Linked DNA regions of Homo sapiens: region 2 is linked to region 1. A link is a loop called in an ENCODE intact Hi-C map of the cell type or tissue named here. Cell type or tissue: lower leg skin. All regions are shown on one strand. Each heading gives the region's core, and the rest is flanking DNA. Links, peaks and the distances in the headings are about the cores only.

The links. Peaks named below come from ENCODE experiments on the same cell type or tissue, not always from the same donor. Only the 100,000 strongest peaks of a DNase experiment are listed, where the experiment ranks them.
Region 2: it touches region 1 in a loop (4-fold over the local background); 15 of 110 quality-filtered maps call a loop at or near these places.

The regions. Positions count from the first base shown.
Region 1 is chr16:31,147,076-31,152,442 of GRCh38, forward strand. PRSS36 (serine protease 36) reads right to left here and starts at 2,991. Exons shown (of 15, transcript NM_173502.5): 1 at 2,924-2,991; 2 at 2,621-2,656; 3 at 2,388-2,423; 4 at 1,998-2,160; 5 at 1,320-1,600. The coding sequence starts at 2,960. RefSeq lists enhancers at 1,625-2,162, 2,163-2,698, 2,699-3,235. In lower leg skin, for the core only: no CTCF peak of the experiment used is centred there; DNase peaks (open chromatin) are centred at 1,286 and 2,996.
Region 2 is chr16:31,432,522-31,437,888 of GRCh38, forward strand. ZNF843 (zinc finger protein 843) reads right to left here. Exons shown (of 2, transcript NM_001136509.3): 2 at 2,913-4,663. The coding sequence starts at 4,328. The coding sequence ends at 3,282. Among named protein-coding and RNA genes, the nearest start is that of COX6A2, 6.8 kb to the left of the region's middle. RefSeq lists an enhancer at 2,960-3,460 and a silencer at 4,042-4,212. In lower leg skin, for the core only: no CTCF peak of the experiment used is centred there; no DNase peak of the experiment used is centred there.

The DNA.
Region 1 (5,367 bases), core at 106-5,105:
TTGTCCTGGGCGTCCCTGGAGCTGGTGGGGTGCTCTGGCCCTCAGTCTGATCTTAAGGTCTTCATGGCCGGGCCACAGCAGCCTTTGCAGCCCAGGTGCCTGTACCCCTCTCACTCCAGCCTGGCATCCTGGCCCTTCTTCATCTAACATGACTTATCTGGGTCCACAGGGTGGCCTTCATCTCCCCCCATCTTCCTGCAATGTACCCTCTCTTCAAAAATCTCTGCAGAAATCTCCCTCTCTGGGTGCCCATTGTTAGGATGGCCTGGCCCCATTCACACAGACTTCCTGGGGCTCACAGTGACGCTTCCTCATCACCTCCTGCCCTGATGGGACCTCCACAAGCAGAGGCTGTAGCATCTTCCCCTGTAGCACCTACCCAAAGCCCCGAGGATGGGCACAGGTCTGACCACGGCTGATGTGGATATTTGTGGGGGCCCTGGGAGCATGGAAAGCTTGGGTGATGGGGATGATGGGGATGGAGATTTGGTCTATTCCCCCCCACCTTCTAACATAATGCGTGCTTATTTATTGAATTTGTTGCTTGTCTATCTCCTAGGATGTAAACTCTGAAAAGGCAGGATTTTGGCTTTTTATGTTCACTGGTGTCTCTCTAATGCCTAACACGGTGCCTGGCATGTAGAAGGTGCTCAAGAAATATCTTGAGTGAAAGAATGATTGAATGAATGATGGTGGGTAGGAAGAAGAGAGGAGGTGGGGAGTAGAGAGATGAGTGGGGGTGGATGGAATGAGAGGAAGGCGGATGGGAGGGAGGCACAGACTGGCATTTGCTGAATATCTATTATAGGCCAGCCTTATGCTGTAGTGCTTTACTATAGATTACCTGAGGTGAAATATGTAAAGTGCATTGGTTATTGCTATGCCAGGCACTGTACTATGAACTTTACATGGATTTTCTCATTTAATCCACTCAACCACCCCTTGAAGTGGGTATGGCTATTTTCCTCGTGTTACAGATGAGGAAATGTACTGGGTGAAGTGCTTTGTCTGACATGTTAGAGCTGGGATGGGAACCCTAGTCGGAGCCTAAACCCAGGAAAGAAAAAACTGGAAGGACAGGTAAGGAGGGAATGGGGTGCGTGTGGGTGATTCCGTGGTCTTAGTTTGAGAATCCTTGCAGGGAGAAGGCTACATGGAGATCGGTGTGGGATTCATCCACCGACCCGCAGAAACCTACCCTCCAACGCTCCCCGCAGGCTCCGCTCCGTGGCCCCACCTCCTGAGGCCCCGCCCTAGGAACCTCACCTCTCGAAGCCCCACCTCCCCGAGGCCCTCCCCTCTTGTCCCGTCCCACTCACCTGCCTCCTGGACGTCTCCCCAGCCGGTGGCCCAGCAGGCGGTGCCGTGCACGAAGCGGTGTGAGGCGCGGGGCAGGCAGACAGGCCACACGGCGGGGCCCAGGCTGGCGGGTGAGGCCAGGCGCAGCAGGGCCAGGTCGGCGCCCAGCTCCACTTGGCTGTAGTTGGCCGGCACCACGATGGCGGCCACTGCGCGGGTGTGCGCGCCGTCCAGGGGCCCGTCCTGGGAGTGCACGCCCAGCAGTACCGACCACTCGGCCGCGGGCTCCAGCGTCCCATTCCTGCGCTCGACCGGGGCAGTAGGAGGTTAGGTTGACCCTATGGAGGGGGCAGACCCTCGTTGGGGGCAGGGGCTCAGAGCCAGAGGGGCAGGTGCTATCCGATCCAGATTTGGTGCTGATACTCCTCAAAGGGGAAGAGCAAATCCGATTTGGAGCTGGTGGTGGGGGGGTCATTGGAAAGATGGGATTCAGACCCGGATATTGAGTGGAGTGGTGGGACCAGTCCGGCAGCCTTGCCCCACTCGGAACCATGATGCCTCGAATAGCACCTCGCTTTGGGGACAGCTTGGCTCCAAATTATCCTTGAGGACGGAAGTGGGGCGGGAGGAGGGGACCAACTGCGGGGGCGGGGGCCAGCTTTTGGCGGAGAGGGGCCAGGACCAGGGCGAATACTCACGTCATGAAACAGTGAGCAGCGGAGAGGACCCAGGAGGGGGCGATGAGGGAGCCCCCGCAGATGTGGCCACCTCCATGGTGCAGGCTCACTTGCCAAGGCCAGGTGCCCGGCTGCGCGTTTGAGCCCCCCACGATGCGGGCCGAGGGCTCAGGGCGCCCGCAGTCTGCAACGGGGAGCCGTGGAAGCCAAAGCTCCCCTCGGGTTCCCCACTCCAGAAGCCCAGGTAACTCAGGACGAAGGCCCGTCCTCCACCCACTTCAGTTTGCCCCTCTGAACAAAGAACATAGAGGACCCAGGCTTGTCTACATTTCTGGTCTTTTCCACCTCCCTCATGGCCTGACCAGCCTTAGCCTCCTTTAAGGTCTGAGGGTGCCAAGGCCTCTTCCTTACCCAGATCTTCAGGTTCTTCCTGGGTAGGACTGAGAGCTGGGAGCCAGAGGGGAAAGAGAGGAGGACACTTGTGACTTCCAGGCCTGCACCGCCCAGCCCCACTTCCTGCTCTCCAACCCCCGACCCTATCTTCCCACTTCCCTGTCCGTTCAGCAACCCCTGCCAGCACCCATGCCAGTCCTCTGGTCTTTTCTGCCTCTGCACGTGACTTTCCCCCAGTCCGGCTACCTTACCTGAGTCCTGGAAGGCTCCTGGGATGGGACTGATGACTGGAAAGACAGAGGTAGGCAGGAAGAGGCTGGCGACTCGCACTCAGTATGTGCCCTCCCTGACTCCCTCCCCCAGCCTCCTAGCCTCCGTCTCCCCAGGGCACCCAGGCCTCCCTCTCCCTCCTCTGATACATCCTCGCCTTCTGCTGCCTCACTTCCTTCTCTCTGACTTCCTGCTCCCCACACAGAAACCAGGAATCCTGCTCTCCAGCCCCCCAGATGCCAGGACCCAGGCCCTTTGCAGCCACTCTTGTCCCCTGAGGTTACCAAGCATCACAAGGGGGAGGAGCAGGTGCCGGGCCATGGCGCTAGAGTCAGCGGAGGCAGAGCCAAGTGAAGGTCTGCTCCCTGCAGGGCTCTGTCACTGCCCAGGCAGCCCGTGACTCCTGATGGTCCCAGGGGCAGCCCCACCCTCCCTGGCTGGAGCCCATCTCTGGGAATCTGAGAGGATCTGGGGCTGGAAGGGGGAAGCTGGGGAGCCTGAAGGCCCCACCCAGAGCCCTGCGCACATCTCATGTCTCTGGAGGCCCAGGGTGGGGGTGGAGGACAGGTGTCCTAGCTCCTGGACACCTGTTGGGTGGGAGAGGGAGGGATGAAAAACACTGCAGGCAAAGGTCAAAGAGGAGGACAGTGTTCTGTGTCCTTGGTGAGCAGTGGCCCTTAGGACAGGGGAAGTGGCCCCTCACGGGCATGACTCATCGGAGACCTCACCTCTGTTTGGGGTGCGGCTGCCCCAGTGGCTTGGCCTTTTCTTCTCACACAGCTCTGGTTACTGGAGCTGCTGGCCAGGTCTGGGACAGGAGCCCTAGGGAATTCAATCCCATCCCAACAAAAGGATCACAGATTCCAGCAGGTTGGGCAGGGCATAGGGACCCTGGGAGGGGGCTGGGCAGGCTGGCGAGGCTGAAAAAGCCTCCACCCTGCTCTGTGTTCCAGTGACAATGCTCTTAGCTGCCCTGTCACTTACTCTGTGTGACTTTGGGAAAGTAACCCAACCTCTTGGTGTGTATCAGTAAGAGCCAGTTTAAGGGACATATGACTTGGCCGAGCACGGTGGCTCACTCCTGTGATCCTAACACTCTGGGAGACTGAGGTGGGAGGATTGCTTGAGGCTAGGAGTTCAAGACCAGCCTGGTCAACATAGCAAGACCCCATCTCTACAAAAAATTAAAAAATACAAAAATTATGAACTGCAGGGCGTGGTGGTGCACGTCTGTATCCCAGCTACTCGGGAGATGAGGTGGGAGGATTGCTTGAGCCTGGGAGGTCGAGGTTGCAGTGAGCTATGATTGTGCCACTGCACTCCAGCCTGGGTGACAAAGCGAGACCCTGTCTCAACAACAACAACAAAAAGAAAAAAAAAAAGAAGAATAAGAAGAAGAAAGAAACATATGGCTCTTCAAAGAGGAGTTGAAGAGAGTTTAAGGAAGAAACTATTTATAGAAGTGTAGGCAGGGTCAAAGGAAACCAAAGAGGCTGGGTGGCTCACGGCTGTAATCCCAGCACTTTGGTAGGCCGAGGCGGGCAGATCACCTGAGGTCAGGAGTTCAAGACCAGCCTGGCTAACTTGGAGAAGCCCCATCTATACTAAAAATACAAAAATTAGCCGAGTGTGGTGGAACTCACCTGTAATCCCACCTATTAGGGAGGCTGAGGCAGATAAAAATGCTTGAACCCAGGACGTGGAGGTTGCAGTGAGCCAAGATAGCGCCGTTGCACTCTAGCCTGGGTGACAAGAGCGAACTCCGTCTCACAAAAAAAAAAAAAAAAAGGAAACCAAAGAGGGATGGTAACGCATCCTGGGGCCAGCAATAATAGAGAGCCCTTGCTACCTGCTGGCCTGAAGAGGCAGAGAGGGGGCAGTTACTGGAACCCAGCAAGAGCTGCAGCTATGGAAGAGATAGCTGTTAGGAGCCGTGGCCTTCAATAGAGAAATGCAGCCTTTACCAGCAGAGAGGGAGTGGGGAAAGAAAAATCCCCATCTCACTCTCATCTCATCCTCTCTATTTTTAATTAAACCAATTAAAAAATTTTAGAGACACGGTCTCACTCTGTCACCCAGGCTGGAGTGCAGTGCTGTGATTATAGCTCACTGTAACCTCGAATTCCTGGGCTTAAGCGATCCTCTGGCCTCAGCCTCCTGAGAAGCTGGGACTACAGGCACGCACCACCATACCCAGCTAATGTTTTTTATTTTTGTAGAGATGGGGTCTTATTATGTTGCCCAGGCTGGTCTCAAACTCCTGTCTCAAGCGATCTTGCTGCCTCAGTCTTCCAAAAGTGCTGGGATCCTCCCATCCTCTGATCACCCCCTGGCTCTTTTCATTGAAACCTCCCAGAGGCCAGAGTTCAAGGGAGACCATTATATGGTCCATAAAGGTCACTCTTAGGGAACAAATCAGGGTGGACAGCAGAAATGCAGGGTCAACCCAGGAATATTTACACATGTGTATCTATCTTCTTACTGATAATATCAATTAATAATAATATTGGTCTATGAGTCTAGTTGCCCTAGAAAACAGGCCTAGGCAAAGCCTGCATGCTTGTGCTTAATTGGGAGGTGCAATCCCAGGGTGGCAAGATTGAGGGAAAATGAGAAGTGAGCAGGAAGAGGGAAAATGCAAATTCAGCCACCCAGCAACGGACTGGGCTCAATTGATAAACCTGCTAGCCTTAGCCTGTCCACAGGAAACGATGGAGGTAAATTGAGT
Region 2 (5,367 bases), core at 296-5,295, 290 kb after region 1:
GATTTAATGTTTGTGAAAATGAAGTGAGACAAATAAATTACACATTGAGATACAGCCCAAGTTGCTAAATGTTTAAAGGTTGAGGCTTGTAATTTTATTTTCTTCCATTTCATAATAGTGTAGTGACACATCACAATACATCTCTACACTGTGACTTGATTTCTCCCGAATCTGTGTCTGATGCTGGGAACACTGATGTTCTGGCTGAATCCATGACACTTGCACACTTGTGCTCAGTTTGCCTCATGACTGGGGTCACTCCAGCCAAGGCTGCAAACTAGGACAGAGTTTGAAACTGGTGCTCCCCTGCGAGACCTTTACTTCACATATTACAGAACCAGGACCACTAGGCCAGCTGGTCTATAAAGAGCGCCTAAAATGGCAACCTATTAATCTCAGATTTTTTTTTAGATGGAGTCTCACTGTGTTGCCCAGGCTAGAGTGCAGTGGTGCGATCTCAGCTCACTGCAGCCTCAGCCTCCTGAGTAGCTGGAATTGTAGATGTGTGCCATCACGCCCAGCTAATTTTTGCATTTTTAGTAGAGATGGGGTTTCACTATAATCTCACCATCTGAAATTATGGCCAGACTGGTCTTGAACTCCTGACTTCAGGTGATCCACCTGCCTCAGCCTCCCAAAATGTTGGGATTACCAGCGTGAGCTACCGTGCCTGACCATAATCTCAGATATTTTCTAAACCAGTATTTTGCCACCAGTAAATGCTGATTATTAAAAATACACTCAAAGGCCTTTTTGTCCTATGACTGATGCTGCTGAAAATTTGATGTAACCATCTTGGCAATTTGTGGTAATCTCATTTCTACAAATGTGTGGAGGAGATGCACGAGACCCGAGTAAATAATATTGTTTTCAGTTGCTTTTTTCTGTTATCACTATAGACATAACCGTGGAATCATCGAATGACAGGCACAGTAACCAGGAAGACATAGATTGATTGGGTGGGGTCACCTTCATAGTCACCTTGGCTAACTTTCCAATTATGTACACATTGTATCTTGGGAGGACAACAAGGATGAAAGAAACCCAAGTTTTAGCATAGAATACTTGAGCAGCTGGAAGTGGTTCCTTCACATAAGTAATATTAATTGAGCACCCACTGTGAGCCAGGCCCTGCACCAGGGTCTCTGCTCTCGTGGAGCTCAGTCTGCTGGGGAGATAGGTTACCAGACAGACATGCCCTATGTTCTTAATGCCACTGGAGCACTCACCACGTCAGGTGTGACACGAGAGGTGGGGCAGTCTCTAAGTGGAAGTGGGGCTCATATGAATGAGTAGGGCAAGTCTGGGAGACAGAAAAGGGGAAAGGTCATTTTGGGCAGTGGAAAGAAATAAATCAAGTGCAAAGACACAGAGGTGCAGGAGGCCCTGGCCAGCAAAGGCACAGAGGTCAGGCGAAGCCCAATGGAGAAGCATGCATGCCACGCTAAAGCATTTGAACCCTGTTCTGTAGGCCCTGCTGGGGTCAGCGGAGGGGGTGGAGGGGTGGGAGTGGCAGGCAGGAGATCCTTTCAGGCAGGAGACTGACATCAGATTTAGTGTTGGAGTCTGGAGTCTGAGGGAGGAATCTATAATAACTGGTAGGTTCTATGGATGCTGAACCAGAATGCAGAGGCGGGAAGCAGGGGAGATTGGCTAGGAGTCTTCTGCAACAGTCCAGGCTCATGATGACAGGACTTGCACCTGTGAGAGAGCACAGGCCACAGAGGGCACGGGGTGCTGTCGAAAAACTCTTCTGAGGTACAACAAGTAGACGGCAGTGCCTGATACTACTTGGATTGGGAGAAAGAGGCATCAAGGACTGAGGTAGCAAGCTTGGAACTGAACCAGTAATGCTACCACAGACTTTCATGCAGTTTAAATTCTCATAGGGTAACTTTTCTTCCTCACTCTAATAGCACATCATTAAGACAACCAACAAACCAACAAACACTTTTTTTTTTTTTTTTTTTTTGATTCGGAGTCTCGCTGTCGCCCAGGCTGGAGTGCAGTGGCGCGATCTCGGCTCACTGCAAGCTCCGCCTCCCGGGTTCACGCCATTCGCCATTCTCCCGCCTCAGCCTCCAGCTTGGCTGGGACTACAGGAGCCCGCCACCATGCCCGGCTAATTTTTTTGTATTTTTTTTAGTAGAGACGGGGTTTCACCGTGTTAGCCAGGCTGGTCTCGATCTCCTGACCTCGTGATCCGCCCTCCTCTGCCTCCCAAAGTGCTGGGATTACAGGCGTGAGCCACCACGCCCAGCCGACAACTAACAAACACTTTTAAAAATACTTATCTAAAAAGCACAAGAGAGGCTGGGTGCGGTGGCTCATGCCTATAATCCCACCACTTTGGGAGGCTGAGGTGGGCGGATCACCTGAGGTCAGGAGTTCGAGACCAGCCTGGCCAGCATGGTCAAACCCCCTCTCTACTAAAAATACAAAAATTAGCTGGGCGTGGTGGTGGGCGCCTGTAATCCCAGCTACTCAGGAGGCTGAGGTAGAAGAATCGCTTGAACCCGGGAGATGGAGGTTGCAGTGAGCAGAGATCATGCCACTGCACTGCAGCCTAGGCAAAAGAGCACGATTCCGTCTCAAGAAAAAAAAAAAAGGAGAGAGAAATAATCACTAATATTAAGATAACACAATATTATTCCTGTCCACACCAAGAATATACCTTGTATATTATTGTTACTTCGATAATATACCTTGTATATTATTGTTACTTCGATAATATACCTTTGCCTACTACCTACCTAAATCCTTTTGTTATTTTAGTTATTTTAGAGAGACAGGGTCTCACTCTGTCTCTCACGCTGGGGTGCAGTGGCCTGATCATAGTTCACTGCAGCCTTGAACTCTCCAACTCAAGCGATCCTTCCGCCTCACCCTCCTGAGTAGCTGGGACTACAGGCCAGCGCCACCACACCAGCTCGTTTTATTTTTATTTCACAGAGATGCGGTCTCGCTAGGCTGCCCAGGCTAGTCTCAAATTCTTCGGGCTCACGCGATCCTCCCACCTCGGTCTCTTAAAGCGCTGGGATTACAGGTGTGAGTCACCGCCCGCAGCCGCACCTGCCTAAATCCCTTAATGTATAAGGGAAAGGAGCGAGAATTCAGGGGAAAAAAAACAAACAAAATAGCCCCCAGCACTTCTGAGAAAGATCTGCCATACAGAAAAGCCGTCCTGAGCGGGTCTGTGTGGAGGGAGGGGACTGCATCTCAGATCCACAGTCCACCGGCGGCTGCAACAATTCCACCCAGGGCTGCAGCACGCTGGTTCTTCAGTGTCGGGCCAGGTTGGACCTCCGGCTGGAGGCCTTCCACACCGGAAACACTGGTAGGGCTCCTCTCCAGTGTGGGTTCGAGGGCGGTGGAGGAGCTCGGCACTGTCGCTGAAGCCTGGCCCTGGCCTCGCCGAGCGGTCCGGCCGCTCTGTGCTGCGAGGCCTTCCGGGCTGGCTCAGGGTAGCCTGGGGCCTGAACCGCCTCCCGCGAGTCCCGTCCCGCGCTCGCACAGCTTCTGGGCCCCATCGCCCCCTCCTGCTGAGCTGCCGGCTGGGTGGCTGGCGGAACCTGGGCAACTTCCAGGCCTCCCAGAGGCACTGCAGGCACTGCGGGAAGGCCGGATGGAACCAGAGGCTGGAGACTGAGTGGGGGGCCAGGATAAAGGAAGGGAGGTCGGGGCAGGAGTGTGGATGGGGGCAGATGTTGAAGGAAGGACCCGGGGCTCCCACAGGGCCGGAGCCCAGAGGTGCTGTCCGGGGCGACTGAGCTGGGTGCGAGGCTGACGCTCTCCACGCTCCCACCCCTGCAGGTCTTCTCCCCTGGGTGCGGAAGGACGCGCTGGGAGAGGGAGGTCTTCTCATTGACACTGTCACCGCAGCTGCAGCAGCAGAAGGGACACACTCTCCTGTGTGAATTCGCTGGTGGCCGATCAGCTTCCACCGGTCCCCAAAAACCTGCTGGTACTGGGGACAGACGCAGGGCTTCGGCCAGTGTGTGCTCCTTGGTGAGCCAGCAGCAGAGCTGGCCGCTAAACCCTTGCCGCACTCCCGCAGACGAATGGCTTCTCCCGAGTGGACTCGCTGGTGCTTGATGAGGTTGGAGCGGCCACAGCAGGTCTTGCCGCACTGGGGACAGCGACAAGGTCTCTCGCCAGTCGCTGTGGACCCGCCAGTGCTGGAGGAGGGATGCGCTCTGAGTAAAACCCCTCCCGCAGGCCTTGCACTTGCAGGGCTGACGGCCCTGGGTGAATCTGCCGGTGCTGCAGCAGGTAGGAGCTCTGGCTGAAACGCTTTCCACAGTCAGGGCAAAGGGGAGGCTTCTCATGAGCAGGGCTTCGGAGATGACCGCTCAGGGAGTAACTGTACGGGAGGCTTTGCCGCACTTGGCGCAGCTGTGGGGCCTCTGCCGCACTCAGGCTTCCCGTGGCCACGAGCTCACAGTCTGGGAGCAGCACCCGGCCCCAGGCCTCGGGGGCTGTCTGGAGAGTTCTCTAATGTAAGACGCTGGGCAATGTCATCTGAAGGTGTTTCTTGAGGCTCTCGGGCATGTCCCTGGGTGTTCCCCATCACTAAGTCCATCCTCTTGGATACGCTGGTCCTCACTGCCGTGTCCAGTTCCTGCGGAAGGAAAGATTTCAGATCCCAGAGCCATCATTCTCTCTAGAGGGAGAGAAAACCACAGAAAAATTTTACTACAAACTGCAAAGGAGACTTTGCTTTCAGAATCCTGTAATCAATGCTTCTTTATTACTATTTTACTTTTTCTTTCCTTCTTTTTTTTTTTTTTTTTTTTTTTTAAGACAGGGTCTATTTCTGTTGCCCAGGCTGGAATGCAGTAGTACGATCTCTGATCACTGCAACCTTTGCCTCTCTGGCTCAAGTGATCCTCCCGCTTCAGTCTCTCAAGTAGCTGGGACTGTAGTTGCACACCACTAGGCCCAGCATTTTTTTTTTTTTTTTTGGTAGAAGCTGGTTTTTATCATGTTGCCCAAGCTGCTCTCAAACTCCTGGGCTCAAGCGGTTGGCCCACCTGGGCCACCCAAAGTGCTGGGATTGCAAGCATGAGCTACCATGCCCGGCCTCCTATAATCAATGTTTTTTTTTTTTTTTTTTTGAGAGGGAGTCTTGCTCTGTCACCCAGGCTGGAGTGCAGTGGTGCTAGCTATGTCGGCTCACTGCAACCTCTGCCACCCGGGTTCAAGCGATTCTCCTGCCTCAGCCTCCCGAGTAGCTGGGATTACAGGCGCCTGCCACCATTGCCGGCTAATTTTTTTTTGTATTTTAGTAGAGACAGGATTTCACCATGTTGGTCAGGCTGGTCTCAAACTCCTGACCTCATGATCCACCCACCTTAGCCTCCCAAA